Regions from separate parts of the Homo sapiens genome. Here region 2 is linked to region 1. Evidence: chromatin contacts called from ENCODE Hi-C or POLR2A ChIA-PET data. All regions are on one chromosome and are shown on one strand. Each heading gives the region's core, a stretch centred on a gene start or an enhancer-like site at or near the end of the contact. The rest is flanking DNA. Distances are from core to core; before and after follow the strand shown. Region 1 overlaps SCN4A (sodium voltage-gated channel alpha subunit 4). Region 2 overlaps ERN1 (endoplasmic reticulum to nucleus signaling 1).

Region 1 (3,636 bases), core at 888-3,387:
TGTGACCTTGAGCTAACTGCTGCTCTCTAGTCAAGCTGGGTTCTCTAACCCTCACATAGAAGAAAAACAACAGGGAGTTCATGAGGTCACTGCAAAGATGATGCCATAGTGTGTACAAAGGCACAGTTTTGTGGGGGAACCTGGGCCTCCTGGCCTTCTCCCACCCTCTTGACCTCCTCTGCTCCAGGGCCTATGGTCCAGGCGCCGAAAAAGAGAATCAGGCTGGATGTGGTGGCTCATGCCCATAGTCCCAGCACTTTAGGAGGCCAAGGCCAGGAGTTCAAGACCAGCCTGGGCAACATAGCAAGACACTCTTATCTCTACAAAAAATGGAAAAATGAAAAAAATTAGCTAGGCATGGTGGCACACACCAAACCCAGCTATTTGGGAGGCTGAGGCAGGAAGATGGTTTGAGCCGTGGACTTCAAAGCTGTAGTGAGCTGTGATCCTGCCACTGCACTCCAGCATGGGGGGGCAGAGCAAGACCCCATCTCTAGAAAACAAAAAAGAAACAGGTGCAGATATTGGGAAAATGCAGAGATGGCATAAACTGCATCTCTTCTGCCGCTTACTGTGGTTCAGGGCTTGGCATGAGGGGCTGGTGCAGAGGAAGGGGCCAGGAGGTGAGAGCCAGGGTATAGGGCCATGGTCCAGCTGGCCAGCATTTCTGCGGCTAGGGCCTCTGGAGGTGACCCTGACTTCTCCCCTTCTTGGGGTGGCAGTGGAGGTCACTCCTGCCAGAGCCCTGCAGTGCTGTGCCCAGCTGCCCCCTGCAGTGGCTGGTGCTGCCCTGGGCAACAGGGACTGGGAAGACGCCTGTCCCCATGTTCCCCAAAGGCCTATGGAATCCCTGAGCTGCAGCGACAGAGCTTCTCAGATATTGCTGATCTCTGGCTGGGGGCAGCACCAAGAGAGGGAAGGGGGTGTCACCTCAGCTGCAGAAGAAGACTATGCTGCAGCTACAGAGGAGAACCCAGGCCTCCTGTCCCTGAAAGGAGGGTCTTAGGGAGTGGGGAGAGAGAGGGAAGGTGCCCGGGCCCAACTTTGGGGCAGGATTGGGGATGGGGAGAGCAGACCCTGAGTAGGAGTTTGTTGATGTAAGTCTAAGGACTTGGGGGTGACTGAGTCTTCAGGGAGTTGCTGTTTCTATGTGTGGAAACTCAGAAACGTTTTAAATCCCCACTTTGCCACTCACTGACTGGGAAACCTCGAGCCCGTTATTTAACCCTTTGGGCCTCAGTTTTCCCATCTGGAAAACGGGGATGAAAATGGGGATGACTCTTTCACTGGGTGGTTGCAAGGATTATGTTACGCATGCGCTTACAAGTGCTTACCAAAGTGCCTGGCCACGTGGCTGGGAGTACAGGTGTTGCAGGCGTGCGGCAGGGCAGTGCTGGTTTAGGTTCCCGCCACCAGGGCGATGCTCCTGTATTGGCAGTGGGGGGCCTACTGTATGTCAGTCCCTGCCAAAGGGAGTTACTGGCATTGCCCCTAATTCTCTCAGCCACCCCATGAGACAGGTAATGTTATTTCCACACTCTCGAGGAGGCACTGCCCAGAACCACACAACTAGTGAGAAACAGAGCTGGTGCTGGAACTGGGTCCATGTAACTCCAGTAACGATAACATCAATGACAACAGTATCGTAATAATGATAACGTCAGCATCAGCAGAAGCATGGTGACAGCTGACATTTATTTAGCATTTACCCAGCATTCTGGGTGCTTCACATGTATTCATTTCACCTCATCCTCACGCCCACCTGTGAGGGGCGCGCTGGTTCATGTTTTATAGATGAGGAAACAGGGGCTCAGGGAGGTGAGTCTGTCCCGTGTGTGGGACGGGAGCCCCTGCAATCTGGCTGCAGAGTCTGGAACCAGTACAGGCCCTGCTTCTGTGTGCCTGTCACCCCTATCACACAGACATGCACACACGAACACACCACTGACATCCTTTCCCAGCCCAGCTCTGTGGCTCTCCCAGTTTGCTCAGAGGGAGTGGAACGGCCCAGGGAGGTGGCACTGTCAGCTCCTTGGGCACTGTCCCCTCCCACCACCTCCCCAGGCTTCAGAGAAGCAGGTGTCTGCCAGAGGCCACCAGGGCACCCTGCCAGAGAGTGTGAGGACCCGCATCCCCTGCACCTATGGCACTTGGTCACTTCCTGCGGGTAACTGTGAAGAAGAAGAGGAAGTGACTAGGTAACCCAAAGCACAGAACCCCCAGGGAAATTGATGTCGGCCCCCTCCCCTCCTCCCTTCCCCCATGCCTGGGGCAGCTATTTCTGTCTTGGGCAGGAGCCGTGTGCAAACCCTGCTGACCCAGAGAGCAGCTAATTCCCATCTCAGATGTGTTTCTGGCAACTGGATGCCTCCCCCCAGAGAGGGAGAAGAAAGACTAATGCGTTTTGGTGGGGGGCAAAGGCAGAAAAGCCTCTAGGGGACATGGCGGGGAGGAAGGGAGCCATGGAAATTCCCCTAGCACATTCTCTCAAAGAGCGTTTTCAGATAGTTTTTAAAGAGAGTATTTAACATGATTAACAGAATATAATCAACAGAATGTAGTGAAGACAATGACGAGAAGACCTTGGAGGAGGCTGGTGAGAGCCAGGAGTGAGACCCGCCGAGGAGACGGCCAAGGGTGGCGGATCTGCAAGTGCAGGCTCCCCAATTCCCCATGCCCTCTCACTCCCCCAGGGCTCCGAGGAAGAACCTGGCTATGCTTCTGGCTGATGGGAGCTGGGACCCTCACCCCAGCCAGGATTCTCCTTCCTCCCACTGCCCAGGGCCAGGCAGACTGGTAGAAGGAAGGGTGACCACATTAAAGACCTTCAGGGCTGCCATTCACCTTGTAGGCTAAGTGAAAGATGCCTTCTAAAGTTATACAATGACTAGAATCCTGGTTCGAGTCCTGGCTATGCTCTGTGTCCTAGAGCAGGCCACGCCACCTCTCTAGGACTCAGTTTACTCATCTATAAAATGCTGAGCTGGCCTCAGAGTTCACCACACTCTTCCTACACCTTGTATAACTTTCTTTCTTTCTTTCTTTTTCTTTTTCTTTTTTTTTTTTTCTTCAAGGCAGGGTCTCGCACTGTCACCCAGGCTGGAGTGCAGTGGGTGCAATCTGGGCTCACTGCAACCTCCGCCTCCCGGGTTCAAGTGATTCTCCTGCCTCAGCCTCCCAAGTAGCTGGGATTATAGGTGCACCACCACGCCCAGCTAATTTTTGTATTTTTAGTACATGGTTTCACCATGTTGGCCAGGCTGGAGCACCTTGTATAGCTTTCTATTATTTCAAACATAATAACAGCCAACATGCGTTGAGTGCCTACTGTGTGCTCTACTTGTATTGATGGGTTTTTTGTTTGTTTTTTGTTTTTTTGTTTTGTTTTGTTTTGAGATGGAGTCTCGCTCTGTCGCCCCGGCTGGAGTGCAATGGCGTGATCTCGACTCACTGCAACCTCCACCTCCCGGGTTCAAGCGATTCTCCTGCCTCAGCCTCCCAAGTAGTTAGGACTACAGGCGCATGCCACCACGCCCAGCTAACTTTTTGTATTTTTAGTAGAGACGGGGTTTCACCATGTTAGCCAGGATTGTCTTGATCTCCTGACCTCGTGATCCGCCTGCCCCAGCCTCCCAA
Region 2 (4,129 bases), core at 828-3,327, 120 kb before region 1:
TTCTGGGTTGTGGTTTAGCAGCTCCAGAAACAATGTTTCCCAAGCTTGGGCCTTGAATCAGGGCACCAGTGGCAGTGCTCAGCAGAGACCACAGGACTCCAGAAGACTAGAAGATCTGCAGTGCCTTTCTGATTCTCAGAAACACATGGCAAAACCCAGTCATTGCAGCCTCTCTGAAGCATTTTTCCTCCTCTGAGGCTTGGTTTGAATGTTGGGATGATGGGAAAATCCAAGTTATTTAGTATGCAAAGCTCTGCTTATTAAAGCTAGAGAGAAATCTTTTCTTTCTTGGAGAAAAAGGTGACCATGCAGTAGAGGCATTTCTATAAAAGCAGGTATCTATAGAACAATTTCAAAAACACAGAATGTTCTAAAAATAAAGTATACTGAAACAAGCATTAACCAAAAGAGCTCGTCAGATGTCAGCTGTAGACTCAGAAGAATCAGTTTTATGATGAAATGCAGTTGAAACATTTGGATTCCTTTGAGTTTCTTTTCCTGGCACCTATCTTAACTTCCTCTTTAAAACCAAAAGTCTCAATTTTTCTTGTTTTTCAATAGTGAATTATTTACTGAAGAAAACATCAAAACTCTTTTCCACCTCAAACTCTTGTGTTGCCCCTGTAATGGCGACTTCTCCTTTCCCTCGAAGCTTGAGCTTGGCACCAAGGTTGCATCCCTTCAGCATCAATGTCCTGGCTCCCTCCCATGGGGCTCTACAAAGCACTGTCATTTTACTCAGTCTAGCCAGCTCTGGCTCTGTATTCCAAGCCAGGACAATTCTTTCTTAGCATTTCAAAGAATATATAACTCTCCATATTTGTGTAAATCTTTTCAGAAAAGGTTTGTGTCACCCCTGGGAAGCACCCTGGACAGGAGACCTTGAGGGGCCTCTGCACATGGTGTCAAGTAAAGGAGTGGATGTTTACAGAGCTCAGGGACCTGGGAGCTTGTCAAAATAGATGTGGAAAATTAGCTGGGTGTAGTGGCAACATGCCTGTAATCCCAGCTACTTGGGAGGCTGAGGTGAGAGAATCACTTGAACCCAGGAGGCAGAGGTTGCAGTGAGCCAAGATGGTGCCACTGCACTCCAGCCTGGGCGACAGAATGAGACCCTGTCTCAAAAAAATGAAAATAAAAACACAGTAGATGTGGAAGCATAGGGTGCCCCCTTCTCCTTTGTATTCAGTTAGGAAAACTCTCATCTGCAAAGTGCTTCTCTCTTTTTAGCAGAATTAGGTAATAGAAACAAACTGCCTGGTAAAATTGTAATAATTGCACAAGACTTGGTTAACTTTTTTTTTTCTTTTTTTTTTTTTTTAAAGAAACTTCCTTTTACCATCCCAGAATTGGTGCAGGCATCCCCATGCCGAAGTTCAGATGGAATCCTCTACATGGGTAAGAGTTCCTGTCTCCAGAAACTTGTGTCTCTTTGATGTAAGTCCCGGAATCTGGGAAAGTGGCATGCGGAGAGAGAGGGCGCAGTCACCGCCTTGCCAACCCTTTCTTTCCTGGGTTGTGCTTCAGGTGCTGTTCTCCCCAGGATCAGCTGACCAATTAAGAAAGGGCTCCCCCAACTTGGGAGAAGAATTGACATCATTAATATGGTTACTCATTTAACAAGCTTTTAGTTGCTGTGTTGACTTAGTCCTGAGATTCCAAGATTGCAACATACCCAGTGGCAAATGGATGAAATTTAAAGTGAGTACAATCATCTAAGCCAAGGAAGGAAAGCCAGGCTCTGCCTGTTAATTATAGCGCTTTCTTAGTATTTCCTGCTATCAGAATGTTTGATAGAACAGCACTTAATAGCTTGCCTAGATAAACTGCCTTCATACCTATGGGGTCACAGCTTTCAAAGCATCAGATCACCTGCTTTTCTTTTACTATGTTGCTGCCAAAATGTCAATAAAAAAGCATTTGCAACACAAAGGAGAGCTGTATTTATCTTGAAATCATAGTAGCAATAATAGCCCGTATTTATACAGCAGCTTTCTTTTTGAGGAACTGAAAGTGCTTATTGCCTATTCATGCCTCGAGGAGCTTTATGTGTATTTCTGGGTCTCAAGTGCAGGCCAGACTTTTAAGGTTTTGCTCAGGACACTGAGACTCTTGCTTCCTTCCACACCTTCAGAATGAGGAACTCCCAGCCTAGGAATTTGGAGGAAACGATCGGCACAGATTTTTCTCTCTGTGGGCCGTGACCTGGGAACATCTGATAATCTTCTGACCATCCATGTCACTGTGTCCTATCTGGTCTTCCAGCTTTTGCCAGCAATTCATCACTTATAGTCTGCTTAGGATATTGTCTTCTTATCATCTTTGTGCTGTGGCCTCTTAGGCGAGTTCATTAAACATATTTAAGAGCATGGTAGTTGCCCAATCTACCCATTAAAGTAATAACTGAGTTATGTAAACTCTAGTGGTTCTTGAAGTAACCAGCTATGTCATGCTAGATGGAAAAGGTTCGTGGTCCTAGCTCTGTTCTCCTCTACCTTCAGATCATATTCATATTATGATTTTGTCAGTGAGAACAGAGTTGCGATCCATGGGTAAGTTGCACACATGTGGAGCAGGCATGTATGCAACATCTGTTAGAACTTTAGAGGTATAGCATTAGCAAATTACAGGCCAGGTGCAGTGGCTCACAACTGTAATCCCAGTACCTTGGGAGGGTGAGGCAGGAGGTTTGCTTGAGGCCAGGAGTTTGAAACTAGCCTGGTCAACATAGTGAGACCCCGTCTCTACAGAAGAAACATTTTTAAAAAATCAGCCAGGTGTAGGCCAGGTGCAGTGGCTCACGCCTGTAATCCCAACACTTTGGGAGGCTGAGGCGGGCAGATCACGAGGTCAGGAGATCGAGACCATCCTGGCTAACACAGTGAAACCCCATCTCTACTAAAAATACGAAAAATAAGCCAAGCGTGGTAGCACATGCTTGTAGTCCCAGCTACTCAGGAGGCTGAGGCAGCAGTATCGCTTGAACCCTGGAGGCGGAGGTTGCAGTGAGCTGAGATTGCACCACTGCACTCCAGCCTGGGCGACAGAGCGAGACTCCGTCTCAAAAAAAATAAAAAATAAATAAAAATTAGCCAGGTGGCCGGGCATGGTGGCTCACACCTGTAATCCCAGCACTTTGGGAGGCCGAGTTGGGTGGATCACGAAGTCAGGAGATGGAGACCATCCTGACTAACACGGTGAAACCCTGTCTCTACTAAAAAAAAAAAAAAAAAAAAATTTGCTGGGTGTGGTGGCACGCACCTGTAGTCCCAGCTACTCAGGAGGCTGAGGCAGGAGAATCGCTTGAACCTGGGAGGTGGAGGTTGCAGTGAGCCGAGATCACTCCACTGCACTCCAGCCTGGGCGGCAGAGCGAGACTCCATCCCAAAAAAAATAAAAAAAGAGCCAGGCATAGTGGCACATGCCTGTAGTCTCAACTATGGGGAGGCTGAGGCAAAAGGATGACTTGAGTCCAGGAGTTTGAGGCTGCAGTGAGCCGTGACCACACCTCTGTACTCCTCCTTGGGCGACAGAGCAAGACTCTGTCTCAAAAAAAAAAAAAAAAAAATTTCAAAGGCTCTGTGACCTTCTCCAGCATCTCAATATTCTTCTTCTAAGAGTCTCCAAAACAGGAGACTTTTCCAATAAGTTAGGAAGATAAAAATGACCACCAGAGATCATGCTTTACAAAATGGAAATACACGCATCACAGTGACTGTGTTGACCTTCACATTGGAGGCCCTTGCTACAGACTCTCCATTCCTAGGATGCTGTTGGGTATATACCATTGATACATATGCTTTGGGTTTTCTTAATATATAGTGTTATTTACTGTGCTGTCTGCCTGTCATAATCAGCTGACCAAGATTAGGGGGTATGGCCCGAGGCCAGGGAATTACTTACTGGCTGGGAACAGAGGCCGAGACAACTTTGACATCCTTAGCATCAGGTTGCAACCAACTCCACTGACCAGTCCCAGGTACTAGTTAATTATAGTCATAAACAGTAACTGTGGATCCTTCTCACATGGTGGCTGGTTATTAGGGAGGTTGAGAAATGTGAATGATGGTTATTAGGGAGATGAACCCCTGGGCACATTTCTGTATTTCTATAGATCCCAGTCCACGGG

The links. A loop is a pair of places that touch in the nucleus more often than their neighbours do. ChIA-PET counts read pairs that join two places held with the same protein, here RNA polymerase II (POLR2A). Pooled maps may share reads with other maps.
Region 2: a loop to region 1 is called in a pooled map, with 2.0 times the contacts of the local background. The contact joins two enhancer-like sites. A Hi-C loop is called at or near these places in 2 of 50 pooled maps. POLR2A ChIA-PET finds 5 or more read pairs at or near these places in 4 of 52 experiments (HepG2, T-cell, activated CD4-positive, alpha-beta T cell and 1 more).

The regions. Positions count from the first base shown.
Region 1 is chr17:63,953,117-63,956,752 of GRCh38, reverse strand. The region is part of intron 13 of SCN4A (sodium voltage-gated channel alpha subunit 4); the gene reads left to right. Among named protein-coding and RNA genes, the nearest start is that of SCN4A, 18 kb to the left of the region's middle. Within about 2 kb of position 2,137, at least 8 of the 41 ENCODE cell types and tissues checked have a DNase peak (open chromatin) inside an H3K27ac peak, as active enhancers do.
Region 2 is chr17:64,072,444-64,076,572 of GRCh38, reverse strand. ERN1 (endoplasmic reticulum to nucleus signaling 1) reads left to right here. Exons shown (of 22, transcript NM_001433.5): 5 at 1,326-1,398. Among named protein-coding and RNA genes, the nearest start is that of ICAM2, 54 kb to the right of the region's middle. RefSeq lists silencers at 1,330-1,624, 2,108-2,167 and an enhancer at 1,808-1,887. Within about 2 kb of position 2,077, at least 12 of the 41 ENCODE cell types and tissues checked have a DNase peak (open chromatin) inside an H3K27ac peak, as active enhancers do.